Linked DNA regions of Mus musculus: region 1 is linked to region 2. A link is a contact called in ENCODE Hi-C or POLR2A ChIA-PET data. All regions are on one chromosome and are shown on one strand. The core of a region is the stretch at or near the end of the contact, and the rest is flanking DNA. Distances in the headings are between cores, read along the strand shown.

The links. A loop is a pair of places that touch in the nucleus more often than their neighbours do. ChIA-PET counts read pairs that join two places held with the same protein, here RNA polymerase II (POLR2A).
Region 1: a loop to region 2 is called in a map of left cerebral cortex, with 7 times the contacts of the local background. The contact joins the promoter of Nle1 here to the promoter of Rffl in region 2. A Hi-C loop is called at or near these places in 4 of 37 maps with a recorded cell type or tissue (heart and left cerebral cortex). POLR2A ChIA-PET finds 5 or more read pairs at or near these places in 3 of 5 experiments (Patski and embryonic stem cell).

The regions. Positions count from the first base shown.
Region 1 is chr11:82,906,695-82,913,719 of GRCm38, reverse strand. Nle1 (notchless homolog 1) reads left to right here and starts at 5,325. Exons shown (of 13, transcript NM_145431.2): 1 at 5,325-5,381; 2 at 5,485-5,628; 3 at 5,950-6,167. The coding sequence starts at 5,364. It overlaps Unc45b (unc-45 myosin chaperone B), which reads right to left and starts at 2,467. Exons shown (of 20, transcript NM_178680.4): 1 at 2,361-2,467; 2 at 1,873-2,040; 3 at 1,289-1,325; 4 at 341-516. The coding sequence starts at 2,040.
Region 2 is chr11:82,866,425-82,873,212 of GRCm38, reverse strand. It overlaps Rffl (ring finger and FYVE like domain containing protein), which reads left to right and starts at 2,003. Exons shown (of 7, transcript NM_001007465.3): 1 at 2,003-2,205. It overlaps Rad51d (RAD51 paralog D), which reads left to right. Exons shown (of 10, transcript NM_011235.4): 10 at 1-150.

The sequences.
Region 1 (7,025 bases), core at 4,076-6,575, 37 kb before region 2:
TGATTCCCCAGGATTCCTGGCTACTTTAATCCCCCTAGAGTTCTAATAACGGAGACTCACTAGGTGATCATAATTCATGTTCAAAGCTTCCATCTGAAATGTAGAAGAACTGTAGCCATGAGTAGATTGTGCTCTCACTCAGCACCACGGCGCTCTCCATCACTCACAGGCAGCCGTACTCGCCTAGCTGTTTCATGGAGCCTGCCCATGCTCTGCGCTATCTCTATTGAAACTGAAGAGAACGGGGCTCATTCTGTCCTCCCATCTCAACCTCCCTAGCCCATCTCCCCCTAAGAACGGGATGGAAGCTGCCAACATTCTCTGGAAGGGCCCAGCTTACCTGCTCTTGGATGCTGGTGTTGAGCCTCCGCAGTGTCTCCTGGAAGTTCTGGTTCCTTGGCTCCAGGGTAGCACAGCGCTGCACATCCTTGAATGCCTGGTCCAACTTGCCAAGATGCTCCAGTGCCTGGCATCGCCGATACAATGCTTTGATGTCAGCAGAGTTGATGTCAATGGCTACAGAGGGGGACAGGCAGATCCTCAGGGAGGCTGGGCTACAAGACTGATCTCCCTATACTACTGCCCAGGAAGGATAAGGATGTCTTCCTTATTTGAACTAGCTGGCACATACCTTTTTTTTTTTTTTTTTTTTTTTTTTTTGATTGGGAGAAAGACCCATAGAGTCTCAAGGTTGGCAAAAAGACAAGACTAAAAGTCCTCTCCCCCTGCATCCCCCCCAGCAGTACTCCCCAACTTCTATCTGATTCCCAGTGCTTCCCCAACCATTTTTATCAGGGTTCCATCTTACTGAGGATTGTATATTCCCAGAAATAGGGTGCTCCCCTCTTCCTGAGACAGCCAGGCAACTCCATCAATAAATCTGTCACAGCTGGATGGCTATGGAAACTTTTAATCCCAGCACTCGGGAGGCAGAGGCTGAACCTCTGTGAGTTCAAGACTAGCCTGGTCTACAGAGCTAGTTCCAAGACACCCAAAAACAAACAAACAAATAAACACCCTTTCCCTATTCCTGCCCAAACTCCTCCCTGTCGTTTTTTGTCTCCTTATCCTAGGTCTGGCTCTGAAGCCCCTAAAGTGAAATTAAACCTTCCTTATTCCACCTGAGAGCCACCTTCCCTGAGCTACATACTGCCAGATACCTCATTTCTTTCTCTAGTGGTTTCTTAGCCTTCAGAACCTACAGACTATCATAGCACGTAATAACAATGAAAGCCAGATCCAAGCTACTGCTCAGCCATGCTGAGTGAGGGTAAAGTGTAGAGCTCACCTCTGGAAGCATCCGAGGCTGCCTGGGCGTAGCTCTCCTGAGAAACAGGAACGAGAGATTGGAGATTAGGGAGGGCCCAGTGGAATCAGCATTCCCTAAGTGAGGGGAGGAGCTAACCTGGGAGGCGGGGGTGGGGGGGGGGAGGGTGGGGGGGGGGGTGCTGCAGGTTATCAGGGGCTTGGGATGCACCCTGTGCCTGGTACAGAAAAGCACAGGCTGTAGTGCCAGGCAACCCTAGCTTTAAATGCCAGCTCCTCTGCGACCCGGGAAAGTTTGGTCAAGCTACTCCCGCTTTCTGAACCTTGGGTTTCTTGACTGAGATATGAGAATGAGAGCATAGGCTGTCGCAGGGCTCTCTTCAGAGGAGTGGCCCAACATATGAAAAGCACCTGTGTTGGGCCAACTGTGACTGGTGAATTCCTGCTTCTCTAGAGCAGTGGCCGGGGTAACAGGAGGCACATTTGCCAACTCAAGGGGTCTAGAGGGCATAGTGAGGATGATGATGGCTCACTTCCGTCAGGCCATCACAGCCTTGCCTCCAGCCTTAACCTCCCTCATCCCACCCACGCTGTCCTGTCCCAGACCATTTTCAGGCCGCAGGCTGCCCGATTCCGGTAGAGTGTAGCTAGCAGAGCCTTGTCCTTGGTCAGCTTCAGGGCCTGGCTGTAGCTCTTGGTGGCCGCCTTGTAATCCTGGAGCTGAAAATGCCGGTTCCCCTCCTCCTTCAGCTGTGCCGCTTCAGCCTCTGCCATCTGCGGGGACACCAACAGCCCTGTGTGGTCAGCCTTTTGCTGGACACCCAGGACAAGGCTTTTAGCCTGATAGCTAGGGCCCCAGGTTTCCCTCTTCGCAGTGTAGGATAGTAATTCTGCTGGCAAGGTATCCACTCCAGCCCCCCTAAATCCACTGACCACTCCTTCCAAAGGACATTGGTGTTTGTTTGGGGCTTGACTCCCACTGAAAGGGTTGTCAGAGTCCCTAAGCTTCCCTATCTGTCTCTTTCAACCAAAGCAGGCCTGAAGGCCTGAAAGTCCTCCCATCTTCTCCTTACCCAGGCTCCCAGCCTACTCACAGTCTTTCTGCACGATGCCTCCTCCTAGGCACTGCTCTGAGCTCTGCGGTCCACCTCAGACAGCTTGATCTGCTGCTCCCAGCCCCCACCCTGCAGACTTTATCACCCCAGCCAGTGACTCCAGACTATATTTGGCCACAGGGGCAGGTGCTCCTGGAAGCTGTCATTGATACAGGGCCCTCCCCCTGCCTGGACTGGACATCCATGCCCACGTGAAGGGGGTGACTCGCCTCTGGCCCTCGAACACCTCGCTCAGGGGCAGTCCTGGAAGACTTTAGACTCATACCTCAAAGTGTGGGAGAAAGATCCAGAAGAGACAGGAATATCCCTTGGAGACTTGCCCTGCCTAGGCAAGTTATAATGCCCCTTCCCCACCTCCGTCCCCAGATAAACAACCCTCCCCCCATCACCACTACTACTGCTATTTTGGGAGTAGAGTGACAGCTGAGGGGCTGATAGACTTGGACACACAGCAGCTGCCCAGGTCCCTCTGGAGACTTCCAGAAAGGACTCTCTGGAGGGAGGGGGAGAGCAGAGCAGAGGAAGATCCCTTCTTGCTTCTCTTCATACTTGTTCACAGCCCAGCAGGACTTGCTGACTCGTGTCTGAGCGGGTGTGTGTGAGCAGGTTGCCGTTTGAGCATGCTTGTGTTCCATCCCTCCCTGTCTGCGTTGATGAACACACCCAGTCCCCCATCTGGCTGTGACTCCCTTGGATGTCGGCTCTCTTCCTCTGGATTAGATTCCATCCTCCTAGGGTAAGGACTAAGTCATACCTGGAATCCCCTGAGCTCAAGGACCGTAGCCCACCTTCCTTGGATCCAGATCTCTCCCAAGACAAGAAGAGGCTCCCTCTACAGAAGTGGCCATCACCGTGGTGGATGGGTGTCTCTGGGAGCTGGCATTGCTTATTTCTCCTCAGTCAACTTTAAAAGGCCTTCCTCATGGAGAGTCAGAACTCTCCTGTCCTTCGGTGTCTGCTCCAGGAGGTCAAGATTGCTCTTGGGGAGCTTCTATCACCATCCCAGGTACAAAGCCTGGCAGACAGTGCCCTGGTGTTTTGAATGAATGAATGAGTGAATGAATGAATGAATGAGTGGGGGGATAGATAGATGGATCTTCATTCTTATGCTCTGCTCCCCTCCCTTTTATTCTCCCCATACTTCCAGTATATTTCAAAACACACCTGAAAGATACTGAAGAAAAGCCACACACAGGGACACCCACAATAGCCTCTGCAAGTATGACTGTGAGTTTAGAATATGGATTCACAGCTATGTGACCTTGGACAGGTCCCACTGCCCTGTTCAATGAAAGGCCTAGTCCTAACACGTGAGCTTGTTTGTTTCTTGATTCTCTCGCCTTTGTTTTCGAAGCTGCCTTCAGACTGGCTTCAAACTCCTAGACTTAAGCAATTCTCCTGCCTTGGCCACCTCTATAGCTGGAACCAGAGCTGTGCGCCACGTCCATCCTAACACACAGCTTCTGGATAGTGATGGGTAAGTGGGTGGGTGGATAGACAGATGCTCTGCTTTCATGGGATGGATCCCAAGCCTGGAACCTCATTTGTGGTCCAAGCAATGAGGTATTGACAAAGGATCCCACTGCAAGCAAAGAAGCTTTGGTTCTGTGGCGTTTGGATCAAGGGATCCTACATTCAATTCCTGATTTCATAATTCAGTCCACAAGCGTTTCTTCTGTGTCCCCTATATACCGGGGGACATGACTGATAATGAGGAAATGACTGAAAATGCCGGAAAACTTGGAAAACACAGGACAAGACAGACAGGGTCCCCGAAAAACCAAAAGGAAAAAAGAAAAAAAAGAAGAGAAAAAAAAGAAAGACAGGGTCCTGGGAAAGGCTTCCCTAAGTAATTGAACTAATCTATGCAAAGTTCTGAGAACACTATCTGGCAAAGAATAGAGGCTCAATTCGCTTTGTCGGATGAATGAATGTATGCATGTAGGAATGAGTATATTTAAGCCGAGAGATAAACAATGTGAAGAAGGCCAGAAGGCAGCGTCCCTAGCAAATGGAGTCGTTGTTCTCAGATGAGGAAAAGCCTCCAAAGAGCACACGGGTCCCTCTGGCCTTCTTCAACTTTTATTAGTCTCGTTTGTTTGTTTGTTTGTTTGTTTGTCTGAGACAGGGAGTTCTTTTGGAGACCTTCAATGTCCTGGAACTTACTCTGTAGACCAGGCTGGCTTTAAGTTCAGAGATCTATCTGCCTGTCTTTGTCTCGCAAGAGCCTGGATTAAAGGCATGTTCTACCACAACCTATTTAATAGTTCCTTATAGGCTCTATATTCTTTGAACTTGTACAAGAGGAGAGCAGAGACTCAAATCTGTCCACAAAAGTTCCAGACAGAATAAATTGCCTATGCAAAAGCAGATACAGGAGAGGGCCACACCTTGAAAGAGCTCAGAAAAAAAAAATCCCAAAACAGCTGGGCACCGCGGCCCATCCGATATTCCCAGCATCCCATCCTGGGAGGCACAGACAAGAGGATCATGGAGTTCAAGGTCTACTTAGGCTACACACCCTCAGCCTATCTCAATACATACATGCATACATGCGCGCGCGCGCGCGCACACACACACACACACACACACACACACACACACACACACACACACACACATACACAAACTAAATCCCACAAGCCCACCTATAAAAGTTTCTGCCTCAACCCAATAGTTTTCTGGTTTGTATTTTCACCCCTGCTGCCTGGACCCTGGAAGTGTCATCCTCCACCATCTCCTGCCTCTGTGAGCTAGGCGGGCAAATCAATTAATTTCTCTGAGTTTTGGAGACTAAAATTGGCCAGAATCGCTACTGTGAAAAGAAGGCGCGAAGGGAGGCCACCATTGGCAATCCCGGCCTCCGAGAGCGGCTTGACTCCTCCGAACACGAGAGGGCGCTGTAGCCGGAGGTTGCCCGGCGCGACATGGATTTAACGCTCCGTCTTTCCGCCTCGGTTCTCCTCCACGTGGGGACGCAGGATGGCGGCGGCGGTGGTGGTAGGTGTACGCGCACGGGGCGGGGATGCCGGGTCTCCGCGTGGGGTACCGAGGCCCGAGGGGAGGGGAGGGGGACTGACAGTCTCGCGGCTTGATTCTGCAGGAAGAGGCGGCGGCAGGCGACGTGCAGCGGCTGCTCGTACAGTTCCAGGATGAGGGCGGTCAGCTGCTGGGCTCCCCGTTCGACGTGCCAGTGGACATCACGCCGGACAAGCTGCAGCTGGTGTGCAACGCGCTGCTGGCCCAGGTGAGCACCCCAAAACGAAGCCACGGTGTTCCGGGGACCCAGCTGCTCACCGACAGTGTCGGTGGCGTGGATCGGCCCCAGGAAAAATGTTCTCCGCGCCGACTCACCTACAGACAGGCTGTGTTTTGAACGCGTCGGATGCAGTGTTTCCGTGACTTCTTGTCACAGCCCAACATAAGCATCCCCATTTTACAGAGATGCCCAGCGGGATTAAATTTGTCGCATGGTGGTATGCAGTAGTTGGGATTGAGCCGACTCCCGCTGAGGGCAGGCATTCATCCCTCCGAGCAGAGTTCCTCTTTACTCTGTTCTTGCCTTCAGGAGGAGCCCCTGCCCCTGGCGTTCTACGTCCACGATGCTGAGATTGTGTCCTCCCTGGGGAAGACGCTGGAGTCCCAGTCTGTGGAGACAGAGAAAATCGTCGATATCATCTACCAGCCCCAAGCTGTCTTCAGGGTCCGGGCTGTGACGCGGTGCACCAGCTCATTGGAGGGTCACAGCGAAGCTGTCATTTCTGTGGCCTTCAGCCCCACAGGAAAGTAAGGACATGGGCAGAATCTTTGGGATGTGGAGGTGTGTCCTCTGACAGGTGGAGAGGACCATCCTGAGTTATTATTCACAGGGTCTTAGGCTGCCTGCCTGTCATAGACTTGGGGTCTGGACTCACGTTGCAAGTAACAGACTTTCTTATTGGGGTTTGGTCCCCAAAGGCTAAGAATAGTACCTGGCTCAGAAGAGCCTATCTTGGTTTGAACTACTCCTTTCCGAAGTCAGGTTTCTGCATCTGTTACTTCCCTATGAATCCTTTCTTGTAGGACTCTAAGAATAAGAACAGTTGAGCCAGGTGGTGGTAGTCCACACCTTTAATCTCAGCACTCAGGAAGCAGAGGCAGGCGGATCTCTGTGAGTTCAAGGCCAGACTGATCTAAATAGTTCCAGAACAGCAAGGGCTACATAGAGAGACTCTACCTCCAACAACAGAAGAATATGAAAAGCTTCAAAAGCTTTTTCTAGAAATTTCCAAGGAGGTAGAGACTAGGCGGGCAGGTCTTTGTGAATTCTAAGCCAGCCTTTTCTACAGAACAAGTTCTAGGTCAGCCAGGGCTAACCAGAGAAACCCTGTCTTTTAAAAAAAAAAAAAAAAGAAAGGTGCGGGGTGGGCTGGAGAGATGGCTCAGGGGTTAAGAGCACTGGTTGCTCTCCTAGAGGGCCTGAGTTCAATTCCCAGCACCCCGTAAGAGCTCACAACTGTCTGTAACTCAAATCTCAGGGGATCCAATGTGCACATTGTGTACAGATACATGTGTAGGCAGGATGCCTGTTCATGTAGAATAAAGATTTAAAAGCATTAAAAACACATACAAAGTGGATGGATGAATGGAGTGAGTGAGCTGTTC
Region 2 (6,788 bases), core at 754-3,253:
GGGCACTAGGACTTAGAAGCCTTGCTGCTACTAATAAAAGAAATAATGTGATTTATTTTTTCAGTGCTGTTTGGGGAAAGGCGTGTGCTTTATAAATATGTATTGGAAAGTACTTAGCAAATGAGTAGAAATAATAAAAATATGTCAAAGGAAACAGCTCCTATAAATATGTCACTTGGTAGACAAATTAGTGTTTTATTACTACTAAATACTATTGCTCGCCGAAAAGGATTTCAGATTACTCGCACAATGGGTACATTATTGAATGCCTCTGCGGAAGGGCACGATAAAGATGAAAAATTGTGATGGTGATAACGCCTAAGGTGGAGAAAGGAGGGGTGTGGGTCCGAGGCCTCGCTCCAGTAAGCTGCTCATTATTTAGCAGCAGTCGGATGATTTAGCCACAATATGGACCAGAGGGCCCTGAAAAAAGGATTTCTGTTGGATACCATGAATTCAGGCCCTGATTATCGTCCGACTGGGGGTGGGGTGGGGTGGGGTGGGGGGTAAGTGCACTTCCTTTTCAGAACTGGGCACTCTGGTTGTGAGTTAACAACAACAACAACAAAAATCGCAGGTCTGGATCTCCTTTCACTTCTGTTTTGGACCTATTACATGTCTGTGGCTATCATTCATATCCAGAGATGGACAGTGTGGTGAAGAACCTGTGTCTCCAGCACGGCGCTCAGACCCATTTCAGAAATATCAGAGGATGGACAATGTTGGTGCGTCAAAGGAACGGAAACCAGAAAGGGAAGGGAGAAAATGATATACACCTTTGTGGAGGAAAAAGTCCGGAGAGAAGCGGAGCTCATAGGGAACTGCAGCAAAGCGAAGCTGCAGAAATAAGCAGGCAGGAGAAAGGGGCAAGGGGCGAACATCCAACTCAGGTGCCAGGGGTCCTTAGAAGGCGGGGCTCCCTGTACACTCCAGGTTGGAGAAAGAAAGAGTTTTGCATCTGAGTTCTGCTTTTCTCTGTGTGGAAGCTCGAAAATTACTTAAAATGTAGATCCTTGTTGATAACAAGCATATAACAGTACAGAGCGTGCTGGGGTGTTCTGAGAACTGGAAATAGCAAAGGGCTTATAAAGTGAGTCTGGTACGGATGCACATATTTTAGCTCTGGTTCCCTTCTGATAGTCTTTATTTTAAAATACAAGGGGTAGCACTGTGGTAGAGCACTTGTCTAGTATGTACAAAAATCCCAAGCACCAAAATATTGAATAAATCAAAATACAAATTGCTCAGGAAAACTCTGAGAGGTCTTTGATGGGAACCTGAAGCATAAGAAAATGATGTCACTAGACACCAGCCAGAAGAATTAGCATTTATATGACTTCCGTGACTAGGCATCTTCTTAGATCACTGGCTAATGATCCCCTATGCTACCCTGGTGTTTTATGCTTTACTAAGGCCTTTGTGCATTATCTCATTTAATGTGCGGGCCCAACCGGCCTTTCTGGGATGGGGAAGATATTGGAAAGGTTAAGTGCCTGCCAAAAGGTGCACGGGTGATGAACGATGGCTGGGTGGTTTCTTAGCAGTCGTTTTTATTGTACTGCAACCTTTCTCAGCTGTGTCCCCACCTTCCTAACATGAAAGTAGCTTATCCAAGGAGGAAAAGACAGGTTATGATGCCCCACTGAATTGGCTTTTAATATCGCCAAGAAACTTAATAAATTAGATGAGTCTGGGGTTCTGGAAATCTGTCGGGTACGATGAAACATGAAATCAAGGGTTCAATATTCAAACTTTACTATAAAGCTAGTTAGTGATCTTAAGGGACTTGCTCAAGATCACCACATAAGGGATTGGTTGGCTCGGCCTAGACTGGGGACTCCACACCTAGCCGGGCTCCGACAGAGGGCGCTCGCGGAGGCTTGCACTCTAGACCGCCGCGCGCCCGATTCCTCTCTATGGTGGCGGGGGCGTGCGCTCCCGCGGGGGTGGGGTGGAGGGCGGGGCCGCAAGCCGGGAGGGCGGGGCCGCACGCTGGACGGGCGGGGCCCACGCCGAGCCGCGGGGGACTGGGTTAGTGGGGGTGGACTTCCTGGGGCCGCCCGTGAGGATGTGGTTCGGGCACCCGGGCGCCCCTCAGGCGTGGAGTTGCGGCGGCCGCAGACCCCGCAGCCCCGCTGCCTGAGTGGCCGCGGTCGGGATCTGGCCTCTGCCGTCCCAGGTGTGGCCCGGCAGCGTCCGCGGCAGGTGAGGAGGCGGTGGCTGTGGCTGTGGCGGGTTGGGCTGGAGGATCCGGTGCTTCAGGCTGTGCTCCGGGGGGTGTGAGGATCCAGCTGCGCTCCGGGAGTGGGGCAGCCCTTTCCAGGAACTCCCCACCGCCAGGTCACCCCACACCTGTCCCATGAAAGTGCCGCAAAGCATTTCGTCTGTGTGCGCCGTAACCCGGGACGTGTGTCCTCAACTTGTACCCAAGTGTCGTAAGAACCCGGTAGGTCCTGGGGAAGGATGCATTTCTGTAGGACAGAAAACCGTCTACAGAGGCAGAGCTTTGGCGGCACTGGCTCTCTACCAGGAGGACCCTGGAGATTCGGAGTTTGGAGGTTAGATGGGAAGTTTGGGATGCTGCTCTCCCCTCCTCCCTCCTCCCTGCCAGAGTCTGCTGTCTGCCTCTTGGGAGTCGACCTCTGTCCCCGACGTGTGTTAGGTCGCCACTGTGTGGTCCTGGCCGAGACTCAGAGGGAAGTAGGGCCCCTCTCCAGCTGGCTGCCCAGGAGACATTTGACCGGGCATGGGGAAGTCTGGGTAGATCAGGGGAGTCCACAGCCTTTCCTGGCGTCTGTTTGAGCTCCGATTTAAGACCGGTAGAAAAAAACAACAGCAGCGTACTTCTTCCTTTTTTCTTTTTTTTTTTAAAGCTGTCATGGGGGTGGGGGGGTGCTGTTGTGTAATCGAGGAAGATTTCCACATTCCTCTCAGTCCACCACGGGGAAGATTATTCTTAGCTCGGAAATGGGGTTTTACCCACAACTCACACTCTGTGCCCTGGTTAAAGGCTAGAGTGACGCATGAACAAACACCCCAGGATGCGTGTGGCCTTCCAAGAAAATAGTAACCTCCTTATGTATGTTTTGGCTGGTGGCTTGGAGAACCGAGAGACTTCCTGTCGCCACTTTTGAGAGCTGCATGGTGGTTCTTGCCTTGACAGTTCAGTATACTGAAATGTGGGCAAGGCTGTTCGAATACTGTGGCATTTTTCTAGGAATGGAAGGGGACTATGTCCTGGGCAGTTTGTAGAGTTCTAAGACCAAAACTGGCCGTATATTTCCTTTGTGGCAGCTTCCTTATCCTTCCCTCCTCTCCCCCCCCCCCCCATTCTTTCTAATGTTAGCAACTGTTTGTAAAATTTCATATTTGCTAATTCTGGACTCCAGAGTACAGTTAAAAAGTTGTGGTTTATTGGAGGACAGTAGCAGATTGATGTGTCAGGGCTAATTAATAACTTGATGGTGTTCAAAGATGTCCATGTAACAGAGGATACACACTCACCTTAATGTTTAATCACAGAGCCCAGTACATTAAAACTTCTTAGGCCGGGCAGTGGTGGCGCACGTCTTTAATCCCAGCACTTGGGAGGCAGAGGCAGGCGGATTTCTGATTTTGAGGCCAGCCTGGTCTACAGAGTGAGTTCCAGGACAGCCAGGGCTATAGAGAAACCCTGTCTTGGAAAATCCAACCAAAAAACAAAAAAGTTCTTATATTGATTAGCTGTGATCCTGACTCTTTACACTGGGATCCAGGGTTGTAAATCCATCAAATTGACCAATTTAACCAAGTGCTAAAATAAAAACAAAAAAAGAGAAAGCTGTTCTCAGAAAGCTTAAGTTCTTTCTTTCTTTCTTTCTTTCTTTCTTTCTTTCTTTCTTTCTTCTTTTTAGGTTTTTTTCGAGACAGTGTTTCTCTGTAGCCCTGGCTGTCCTGGAACTCACTTTGTAGACCAGGCTGGCCTCGAACTCAGAAATCCACCTGCCTCTGCCTCCCAAGTGCTGGGATAAAAGGTCTGCGCCACCAGGCCCAGGGCTTAAGTGTTTTCAAACTTTCTATCCACCAAGCCCATTGACCTAAGTACTTAGTAACATGTAATAGAAATGCCTGGTAAAGGGATTTTCATTGACATGTTTAACAAATAGCAACATTAACAAAAAGATGGTTTCCTTTCCAATTACAGGAGACTTGTGAAGTTTAATGCAGCCACTTTGGACTGTGTGAGCCACACCTGCTACTTTCTGACATCATCTACATAAACCTAAGGAATGCTGGGGAGGGAGCTAGGTACACTGGGTTTTATTCCTATCATAGAATCTTTAATACTGCTGTTATTTTAATGGGGTGTTAGGGACTTTTATCGCCAAACTTGTGCTGGTAATATATTTATGTTTGGAGAGGAGAGAAAGATTAACTGCTGCACCTCACAGTCTGTCTCTAGAGTTTAGAGTTGGAGTATCATTCAGTTTGATGAGACTAGACCGTTTAGATTGCTCCTAGTGAAGTCTCAAGGGAGGGGCTGCTTTGCTTGCGTTGGAATTGAGTACTTGGTGGAGGCTACTGGTTCTTAGCACTGTGTAGGGAGCTGGTGGTGGGAGGGGGTGGAACTGAGGGTTTTGCCCATACTACAACCGTAGCCCAGGACAGCGAGGGCTACAGAGAAAAAAAAACTAAAAAAAGAAAGAAAGAAAGAAAGAAAGAAAGAAAGAAAGAAAGAAAGAAAGAAAGAACTTAAGCTTTCTGAGAACAGCTTTCTCTTTTTTGTTTTTATTTTAGCACTTGGTTAATTTGAATTACCGACATCTGTGATGTTGGCAATTGAAAGGGCGCTCTTTCCATATGCAGACTGGCATTCCCATTCTTCAGTAGGGGAATGTTCTGGTTGCTGTCTCTTTCTGTGACTTTATGTTAGCCATGGAATTTTAAAATCCTAAAACCAGTTGAGCTCTCAGGTCTCATAAATGCCATCTCACATAGGTAATTGGCCTCTTGTGTAGCCTGTAGTCCGCCCTGTCCCCAGGACTTAACAGTTGCTGTGCACTGGACAGTGGTCACATCTAATTCTGTTAAGCTGGTCTTAGTCTAAACCCATTATCTTCTCTCTCTCTCTCTCTCTCGATGGTCAGGAAGTGTTTCTACTTTGCTTTCCGTATTCAGGCTGATTAGGCCACATTTTGGAGCCTGGTTACAACTGAAGCAGAGCTAAGCAGTTCGTTAAGAGTTCTGCGTGTTTTTAAAACATTTCCCTTTTACAAAGCAAGCATCAGATCTCCATTTCTTCAGGGAGAAACCCAGCTCTTTGAATATGATAGTAAAACAAAAGCTGGTTTTTTCCAGCATTCTGGCATTAGGAAATCTGTGGTAAATTTTTCTTTACTTTCTGGTTTTTTTTTCCCAGTATGGTGACTAGTCGGTAGTGACGAATGTTGACCCATGGACATTGGGAGATCCTGAAGTCTCCCGTGTCATCTAAGGGAGGTCACACTATATTCAGGGTGTAGCTCTCACCCTGGTTTTTTGTAAGGAGTTTCCACAAGCCAGCCACTTCTTGCCAGGTTCTGTTTGTAACCCAGGTATTCTTGAGAAAACTGCTGACCTTAGGGCCCCACCTCCTGGAGATTTTGATTCATTCGGTGATGACCTACATTGGAAACCATCTGATTTCCAGAAGCCTTCCCGGTTGCTTCTGAGGTGTGCAGTGCAGCCTGACTTGGTAATCACTGTTGTATTGCGTTGACATGAATATATGTATTTGTTAAGTATAAAATATGTACAATAAAAGTGTGTCATCAGTATGGAACTTTGAAAACTGGAGTTCATGTCTCTACTTTTTTTTTTTTTTTTTTTTTTTTTTTTTTTTTGGTGTTTTGAGTCAGGGTTTTCCTGTGTAGTCCAGGCTGTCCTGGAACTCACTCTGTAGACTGACATGCTAGCCTTGAACACAGAGATCCACCTGCCTCTGCCTCCTGAGTGTTGGGATTAAACCCATGCTCCACCACAGCCCAGCTTTTCTTAAAATGTTTAAAACTGGAAGGGGATACACTGACTTCTTTATAAATCGGCAGTCTCTCTGATAACATCGCTGTGGTGTTTCCCGGGGTGTTTGGTTTGCTAGAATAGCCCATCTCCTAGCTGTGACAGATAAACAAAAGGCTTTTACAGCTTTGATGTTCGTTGCTTCACAGCAAGGCCCCCCCTGCTGTATTATCTACTGGGAGTCATGAGGGAGGGTTTTTGGTGAAAGTAGCTTTCTTTATCCCCTGAGTGGGCAAATGAATGATAATGGAGAAACGACTGGAGGTTTGAATAGGTAGTGGATGTAGTTATGATCAGTGTGGGATAGGAGAGATGCCTGGGATTTTCTGTGTACGATTTTAAAATAAAGCCAAAGTGCTAACTGTTTAAGTTTCTCACAAACGAAGCCCTTCCTGAAATTAATAGGTGCTTAATCAATCGTCAAAAAGCTTTAGTCATGGGTTCTTTGCTGAGTTCGTGAAAAGAGAAGTTGCTCAAGTCTGGGAGGATCGAAGTTAAAACAGAATTAGGTCCTCGGTATGTTAGGGAGATAAACTTGGATTTAAGAAATAGACGAACCTAGTTTTGAAACCCAGCTTTTCACTTCCTGGCTGCATGAGTTTAGGCAAATTACTGAACCTCTCGGAGCTTCCTTTCCTTCCCTTTCCTTTCCTGTTTTCTTTTGTTCATTCATTGGTTTTGAGACAGGGTTTCTCTGTAGCCCTGACTGTCCTGGAACTCACTTTGTAGACCAGACCAGCCTTGAATTCAGA